Regions from separate parts of the Homo sapiens genome. Here region 2 is linked to region 1. Evidence: read pairs that join two places in POLR2A ChIA-PET (ENCODE). Cell type or tissue: PC-9. All regions are shown on one strand.

What was found. Peaks named below come from ENCODE experiments on the same cell type or tissue, not always from the same donor. Only the 100,000 strongest peaks of a DNase experiment are listed, where the experiment ranks them.
Region 2: POLR2A ChIA-PET joins it to region 1 with 5 read pairs; 3 of 35 experiments call an interaction of 5 or more read pairs at or near these places.

The regions. Positions count from the first base shown.
Region 1 is chr5:135,045,609-135,049,608 of GRCh38, reverse strand. All of the region lies in intron 1 of PITX1-AS1 (PITX1 antisense RNA 1), which reads right to left. Among named protein-coding and RNA genes, the nearest start is that of EPIST, 7.6 kb to the right of the region's middle. RefSeq lists an enhancer at 310-910. In PC-9, no CTCF peak of the experiment used is centred here; DNase peaks (open chromatin) are centred at 2,128 and 2,448; H3K27ac peaks cover 1,070 bases.
Region 2 is chr5:134,965,768-134,969,767 of GRCh38, reverse strand. CATSPER3 (cation channel sperm associated 3) reads right to left here and starts at 1,861. Exons shown (of 8, transcript NM_178019.3): 1 at 1,679-1,861. The coding sequence starts at 1,776. In PC-9, no CTCF peak of the experiment used is centred here; DNase peaks (open chromatin) are centred at 397 and 1,527; H3K27ac peaks cover 1,824 bases.

The DNA.
Region 1 (4,000 bases):
TGTTTCCAGCTTTGGGCCATCACAAATAAAACTGCTATAAAAACTCAGGTACCTGTCAGGAAGCCGAGCATCTGCCCCATTTTTAAACTATTCACATTTCTCCAAAATGTCTTTTTTTAAGTGGTTTGTGTTTATGATTTAATTATGTTTACATATTTAGACCCACTTCCTCCCAAAAGGCTTTGAGATGACCTTTTCTTAAGTACATAGCATAAAGCAAAAAAAATATCAAATCAAAATGGAGAACAGAGAATGAACTCAAGAGATCTAGCCTCAGACACACACTGGTGAAAAGGTCCATACCTAAATGAAGGTGGCTGGGGAAGTGGGGACCTTTTCTTCTCTCTTTCCACTCTCCACCCATCCCAGGCCCACCAGAGAGTGGAAGGCAAAACAGAAGTGTGAGCAGGAAGCAGGGAACTCAGACGTATGGACCCAGAACCCAGCAACAAGCTCCACAAAGGCCCCAGCCTGCATTCCTCTGTCCTCCAGGAGGGAGGGCCAGTCACCAGCCTTCCCATAAAGCAGTTCCCACACACACTGGCAGCCCCTCTTCCCCTGCTTGTAGGCTAGGGTGTGGGTGGCTAAAGAGGGTTTCCCCATTGCCATGCTAGAGGCCCAGATGGACCCTTGGCCAGGTGGGAACCCCACAAGGCTGCTGGAATGAAAGAAAGTACCTGACCTGGGGGTGAGTCCTTCCTGTCTTAGGCACTGAGGCCCCAAGCTCACCTCTAAAGCAAGGTACACAGCCAGGGAAGCCTGGACATCTGGTGATAGTTCCACAGTAATTCTGGGTGGGCCTGTGACAGAGCCCAGGATGGGGAAAGCACTCGGACTTTCTCTACCAAGTCTCCTGGTCAGCCCTCCTCTTCCTGAGGGCCCATGGAGGGGGCGCCTTGAAGAATACTGGACACAGGGCATGGAGAGCCAGAGGGAAGCATGGAGACACAGACTGAGGCATGGAGAGCTCAGGCCACATCCCAGCTGGGGGTCCAGGGGCCAGAGCCTGGGGGTCTGGGCCGCCTCCACTCAGAAAAAAAGGAGGCCCAGCCTTGCTAAGTAGGCCAGATCATCAGAGTGAACTCAGGAATTTGGCCTTCCCACCCCCTGCCAGGAGACCTCCTTCCCAGCTCAAAGGAAAAAGGCAGGGGCCCTTTATAGTCCTCCACTGGCCTCTCATCCAGACCAGCTCAGCCGCCTCTTGCTCCCTCCCTACCTTCCTACAGCAGAGCCCTGCTCAGGCCATTTCCCAGCTTAGACATCCTTGCCTGAGATGGTCCCCAGGGAGTGGGAAAGGCACCTCATCACACCCCCATGATCACTCTGGGCTCTGCCACCCTGAACTCAACTGAACTTGCAGGTCCCCAAACACTGCCCACCTTCCCCAGCTCCACATGCTTGCCTATCTGTGCATTCTCCTAAACACCCTCCCACCTGCTCTGAAGGAAGTCTTGCCAGGGTCTCGAGCCCCAGTGCAAATGTACCTCCTCCAGGAAGCCTTCTCTGATGCAGTACCTCACCTGATGCTCACAGTTACAGGCGGTGAGAAGGTGGGGGATCAGAGCTGGCTGGCCAAGGGTGAGGATCCCATATTACAGTGAACAAACTGAGGCCCAAATAGGCAAAGTGTCTGGTCTTGCCACCCTCCGCCTCCTGTCCTGCCCTCTTGCTTTAAAAAAGTAGGTGGCCATATTTGTCTGGAATATGGGCAGAAAGAACAAGGTTCCTTTGAGCCCCCCAGTTCTGGGGATGGGAGTATTGGGCCCCTCCCAGCCTGAGTATATCCAGGTGTCACAAGCTCCCAGGTCCCAGGGCTAGACCAGCTCTGCCTCTTAGGAAACTTTACCACTGTTGGCTTTAGCCAAACTTCCTGGTTCCTACAGGAAGAGGGACCTTGGGATGTGCAGGTCACACCAACCTCCTAGCCTGCCAGGCACCTCAGGTGACCCAGCACCCAGGGACTCCCAGGGAGATGGAGCTTGTGGGGCAAGAAGGTTGCCACCAACATGGTCCAAGCTCTGGCCAGCTGGCCCAAAGCATGTGGGAGAGGATGATGGCAGCTTTGGCAGAGGACACAAGCCTGGAGACAAGGTCTCATGGAGCCTTCAGGCCCAGGCCACTCCCTTTTCCTTGCTATTTATGGCCCCTTGGAGGCTGCTTTCCCCTTTGTTCTGCCAAACAAGCTCACTCCTGACTCCCAAGCCAGCCGGGGACTTGGCAAACATTTGTCAAGACTCGTCCCCTCACTTTGTGTTTGTCTACGCGGCAAAGATCTGGGCTCTGTGCACAGACAAGTTTCCCCTCCAAGGCCCAGGGGGAGCCCCCATCCTCTGTGGCCCCAAGGCTCCACTGCAGGTATACCAAAGTAGGAGTCTCTCTATCCACCAAAAGTTCAGCGTCCCTTCACCCTGCCTGAAATGCCACCATTGTTCCTCAATACCATGCATTCCCCCTGGGGCAAGAATAGCATCCAGACGGTGTCACTCAGACAGTCACACCTAAGTGCAGGCATTTGAGGAGTTTTGGAGGGGGGGTGGGGGGGCCTTTGAAGACTCAAGGCTTGAGATGGAGGGCTGAGGGTGAGCTAGAATCCAACAGGAGGCAAGGGAGGGGGAGACAGGTGCACCCCCAGCTCCAGCCTCCATGGGAGGGGCTGACCCCACCCTGTGTCCTGGACTCACCAGGATGGTTCTGCCCAACCAGTTGAGGTCAATGTGCCCTGATTAATGCTGCTAGACAGACAGACAGTCCCCAGTAAGGCAAGGTCTCTGGGGAGATGCCAGGTTCTCATTTCATAGTCAGTGCCAGGATGAAGAAAGACGGAGGTCGGTGCCAGATGGAGCCCCAGAGAGCAGACATATTCTAGGGAGAGTGAGTCTCTGGGCCTCAGTTTCCCTGCATACACAGTAGGAACACAGAGGGGAGCCCATTATCCTGGAGGCCATGGCTGCAGCTGCCTCAGACTCTCTGGCAAAGGGCAGGAGAGAGGGAGCAGCCCCAGACACAACCCAGACACCAGGCAGCGCTTTCACCTCCCTGCAACTTGACTTCTTTGATCCTTGAAGATGGAAACAGTCCCTGCTCTACAGATTCGCTTTGAGAACAAAAGGAGCTAATGTACAGGAAGATGTTTGCGAAGACCTGACACACACCTGGGGGCCTAATCCATGCGAGCTGGTGTTATTATTACTATTATTTGGGGCTTTAGCCATGTCACTGAGCCTCAACCAATTTGAGTTCCTCATGTGTAAAATGAGCTGACAGCCAGTTGTGATGGGGAAATAGCCTGATAAAATGAGCCCACTTCAGACCTAGCACACAGCTGGTGCTCAGAAAGTGTTAGCCCCTCTGCATGCATCCAGTAGGTATTCAATAGATGCTTGCTGACTTCAATCACAAATGGCTAACAGGATATTTAAAAGGAACAAGAAACAGGTCCCTGAGGGATAAAGAGGGAGGCTGCCTTGGCTATCCCCAGGGTCCAGGACCCTTGGAGGCTGGGCTGGAAAGCCTCTAAAGGGGCTCCTACAGTTTGCAAACTGTGGCCCAGGGAGCTCTGGAGCTCCTCGGGGTTGTCTATTGCATCAGAAGGGGCTAGAGGGGACAACAGACAGCAACCAGGGCATCATTTCATTCCTCTATTTAGGAGTCTTAGTAAAGTTTCATCTGAAAAATGTGCCCTGTTGCCTTAACTAACCTCACTTCTTGTTTTTTAGGTGAGAAAATAAAGCCCAGAGAGGACAATCAGCAAGGAATCCAGCACCTTGGAGCCATGGAAACCCTTCTTGGTGCCTCTTTAGGCTCCTCATGGCAGCAGGGGCAGGAGGGCACACAGGGTGTTGTGCACCTAGCCCCAGGTGGATAAGAACATCCAGATGCACCTGCCCTTCACTAGCTTTGTCATGGCCCTGCCCCCATCCCAGCTTCAGGGTAAACCCCTGCTACCTTCAGTGCTCAGCCAGTAGGTCACTTCCTCCAGGAAGTCTGCCATGACCACCAG
Region 2 (4,000 bases), 80 kb after region 1:
ATGATGATCATGGATACTCTGTCCTCACTCAGTTACTTAGCTCCCTCTCCCTGGACCTCTGAAAAAGAATGGTCACCACTCCTTCTCCAGCAAAACAAAGTGTCATCTTCATTGACTCAACAAATCTTTATTGAGTGGCAACTACATATCAAGCAATCTAGTAGGCACTGGGAACACAGTGACAGCAAGACTAAATATTGCCAGTCTACTAAGCAAAACTGATAATCATCAAATAATCACCCATACACATGCTCACATCAGTAATAAAAAACTGAATACCCCAAGAGAAAATGGGCACACAATCTATTCATGAAATAAACACCAAAGACAAACAAACTTCTCCAAATATGTTCTACAGCAATACCAATCAGGGAGATGCAAAGTAAAACCATTGTTTTTGTTTATAAAATTAGCAATGACTTAAATGTGATAAGATCTAATGCTGGCAACAGTGTAGTATGATTGAGCACTCTCAAAAACTGCCAGAGGCATAAAAACTGACCAGCTCTTTTGAAAAGCCTGAGAACCATTCATTCTCTGACCCAAGATAATATAACCTGAAATGAAATAACTTCAACTAAACATGTCTATCTCAGTATTTTTTCCAGCACTGAGAAGCTTGAAAACAACTTAAACATCTAACAAAAAGGACTGTGTAAGTAAATTATGGTATGTCCATCTTGTGAAATACAGGCACTAAAATATGTCTATGCATTTTTCAGGATTTAGAAAAATGTTTATGATCCATTTTTATATCTTTTGTTTTTGTGTGCAGCAAAACACAAAAACCAAAGATACAAAATTCTCTGTTCAAAATTATCTCACCTGTGCAAAAATCAGCAGTAGAAAAAATCAGCAGGAAATATGCCAAAATTTTAACAGTGTCTGTCTATGGATGGTGAGGTTATAGGTGATTCTTTTTCCTGTTTATTTCCATTTATCTGTGCTTTGCAATTTTTCTCAGAGTACGTATTACTGTTTCCCATTATATGTTACAAATGAAATGAACACATTCTCATAAGTTAAAAAAATATAGAATATATATTTTTCTTTTTCCTTTTCTTTTTTTTTTTTTCTGAGACAGAGTCTCGTTCTGTCACCCAGGCTGGAGTGCAGTGGTGCAATCTTGGCTCACTGCAACCTTCGCCCCCCAGGTTAAAGGGATTCTCCTGCCTCAGCATCCTGAGTAGCTGGGACAACAGGTGCACACCATCACTCCGGGCTAATCTGTGTATTTTTAGTAGAGATGGGGTTTCGCCACGTTGGCCAGGCTGGTCTCAAACTCCTGACCTCAAGTGATCCGCCCCAGCCTCTCAAAGTGCAGGGATTACAGGTGTGAGCCACCGTGCCCAGCCAGAATGTATATACTTTTCTAATATATCAAGATATGTAATTTTCATTATCTGATTTGAGATGGGGTCTATTATAAAAAAAGAGAAAAGCCTTCAGATTATCTAACAGTCAAACTGGTCAAACTGGTCATTCAAGTCTACAGGGCACATAAAGGTAATAGCATGCCAGCCTCACCAATCATAGAAACCAGATTGTCAAGGACATGCAACTTATTTTGGTAAGCAGACGAGTATCTGAGGGAAGAGGCTGAGAGAACACTGACACCCTGCCCTCACACTTCTACTAGCACATTTCTTAACAGGCAATGGAGATAGATAATATTTACTTAAATTTCTTGAATGTTGGGCAAAATCCCACCGATGTAGTGTCAACTGGTGAACTAGAAATGACTCTCGAGTGGCGCTGGTGACGGTGTTGAGACATTTTCCAAATTTTCAACTTTTATTCCTTGCTTTTAGCATCCAACAGAAAATCTCTGCTTAGGGATTTTCCTTAGCGTCTGGATTCTGAGAGGCAGCAGAGAAGGGGCCACGAAGGGAATCCTTGCTTTATGAGGTCACTCTTGGGCATTCTGTTGCATTACCAGTGTGTAGGCCCCTGAAGTGGGGAGCTCCCAAGTGGGTCTATCATGGATTCTCTCTTCCCAAGGAGACTGAGTGCCTCCATTCAGCAAAAAGGCTATGGGCACCCAGCAATCATGAGGCTCTGGGTTAAAGCTGGAAGTCACTAGAAACAGACCACACAAAGGCCCTCCCTTCAAGAAGTGCCCCCAGCTGATAGACACAGGCCCTTAATAATGTGTTAGAAAAAGTTAAGGGTCATATATAAGGGGGAAAAGCAAGTTCTCTGGGCTCTAAGAGAAAGAGAGCACATCCAGGGCACAGCACTGGAAAACACCTGGAAGGACAAGAAAAGATTGTGATGGGTTTGACTTAGAACAAAAGAAAACAAGAGAAGCAAAGAAGGTAATAGTGAGGTAGGGATAGTGGCTCACACTTATAATCCCAGCAACTTGGGAGGCTAAGGTGGGAGGATCACTTGAGGCCAGGAGTTTGAGATCAGCCTGAGCAACATAGTGAGACCCCCATCTCTAAAAAAAAAATAAGAAATAAAAATCAGCGACGAGGCATAGCGGCTCATGCCTGTAATCCCAGCACTTTGGGAGGCCAAGGCAGGCAGGTCGCTTGAGGTCAGGAGTTTAAGACTAGTCTGGCCAACATGGTGAAACCCCATCTCTTACTAAAAAAAAATACATAAATTAGCCGCGCATGGTGGCAGTTGCCTGTAATCTCAGCTACTCAGGAGGCTGAGGATGGAGAATCACTTGAACCCAGGAGGTGGAGACTGCAGTGAGCCAAGATCGTGCCATTGCACTCCAGCCTGGGCGACAAGAGCGAAACTCCATCTCCAAAAAAAAAAAAAAAGGAAATAAAAATTACCCATGGGAGGCTGAGGCAGCAAGATAACTTGAGCCCAGGAGTTCAGGACTAGCCTGAGCAAGATAGTGAGACTGTCTCTACAAAAAATAAAAATAAAAAAAATTAGGTGGGTGTGGTGGCATGCACCTGTAGTCCCAGCTACCAGAGAGGCCAAGGTAGGAGGATCACTTTAGTCCAGGCGTTGGAGGTTACAATGAGCTGTGATCACACCACTGCACTCCAGTCTGCATGATAGAATGAGACCCCATCTCTTAAAAAAAAAAAAAAAAAGAAAAAAAGAAAGGAGGCAATATAAACCCTGAGTTGGCTAACTGCAGGCATAGGATGGGATGTGCACATATAAACCACCTAAACAGAATATAAAGAGTGAGCACATGTGGCAGAGATGTTTTAAGTACAAAAGTAATAGGGATTTTTGCTCTGTTCAACTCTCAGGATTAATATATTCTCCCCACTCACCTTCTCCTAACTCCTTTGGCTTTCAGGGCAAATCAGGACAGTGGGATCTGGGTAGCCCTGTGTTGTATTAAATGCTCAGTGGCTAAATTGGTCAATCTCCTGGACACCAAAGTTCTTGGGCTGTAAGAAAAGGAAGTAACTACCCCACCATCTCTGCTGTCCCTGGTATTCTACAACAAGTATATATGACCATTCATGGTAGGAAAATACTTTGTGGGCAACCAATATACTGAACTGGGAAATAACATCTTACGTACTCATTTTCTCCATTTAAAATCATCAACAGCAAAGTTTTAAGAATCACTGTGATTAATGTCCCCACAATTCAAACTTTAGCCCCATCTTCTCCGTCTTCATTGTTTCCCTCAGGGATCAGCTCCTCCTATAACTCCTGCTATGTCCTTTAGTTATATGCCCCTAACGTCTCAGGGCTCCTGCCCAACATCCATCCACAGGGGCCTCCTGGGGCAGCTGCTCTAAGACAGCCCGCATCAGCTCTCCATCTGTTTCTACCTGCCCTGATATGTCACTGTGCTCAATCCCCTAGGGCACACAGAAGGCCCTCAGTAAGTGTGTGCCGTATGAATATACAAAATAATGGCATCAGGGATCCCTGTGCTCATTCACATAGCTAGGGACAACAGGATTTCATCTCCAGGAAACTCAGTAGTATACTTTTGTGACTTCTCTCTTTAAGCACCAAAGCATACTTTCAGGGAAAAACAAAAAAGAGATTAAAAATGTAAAGA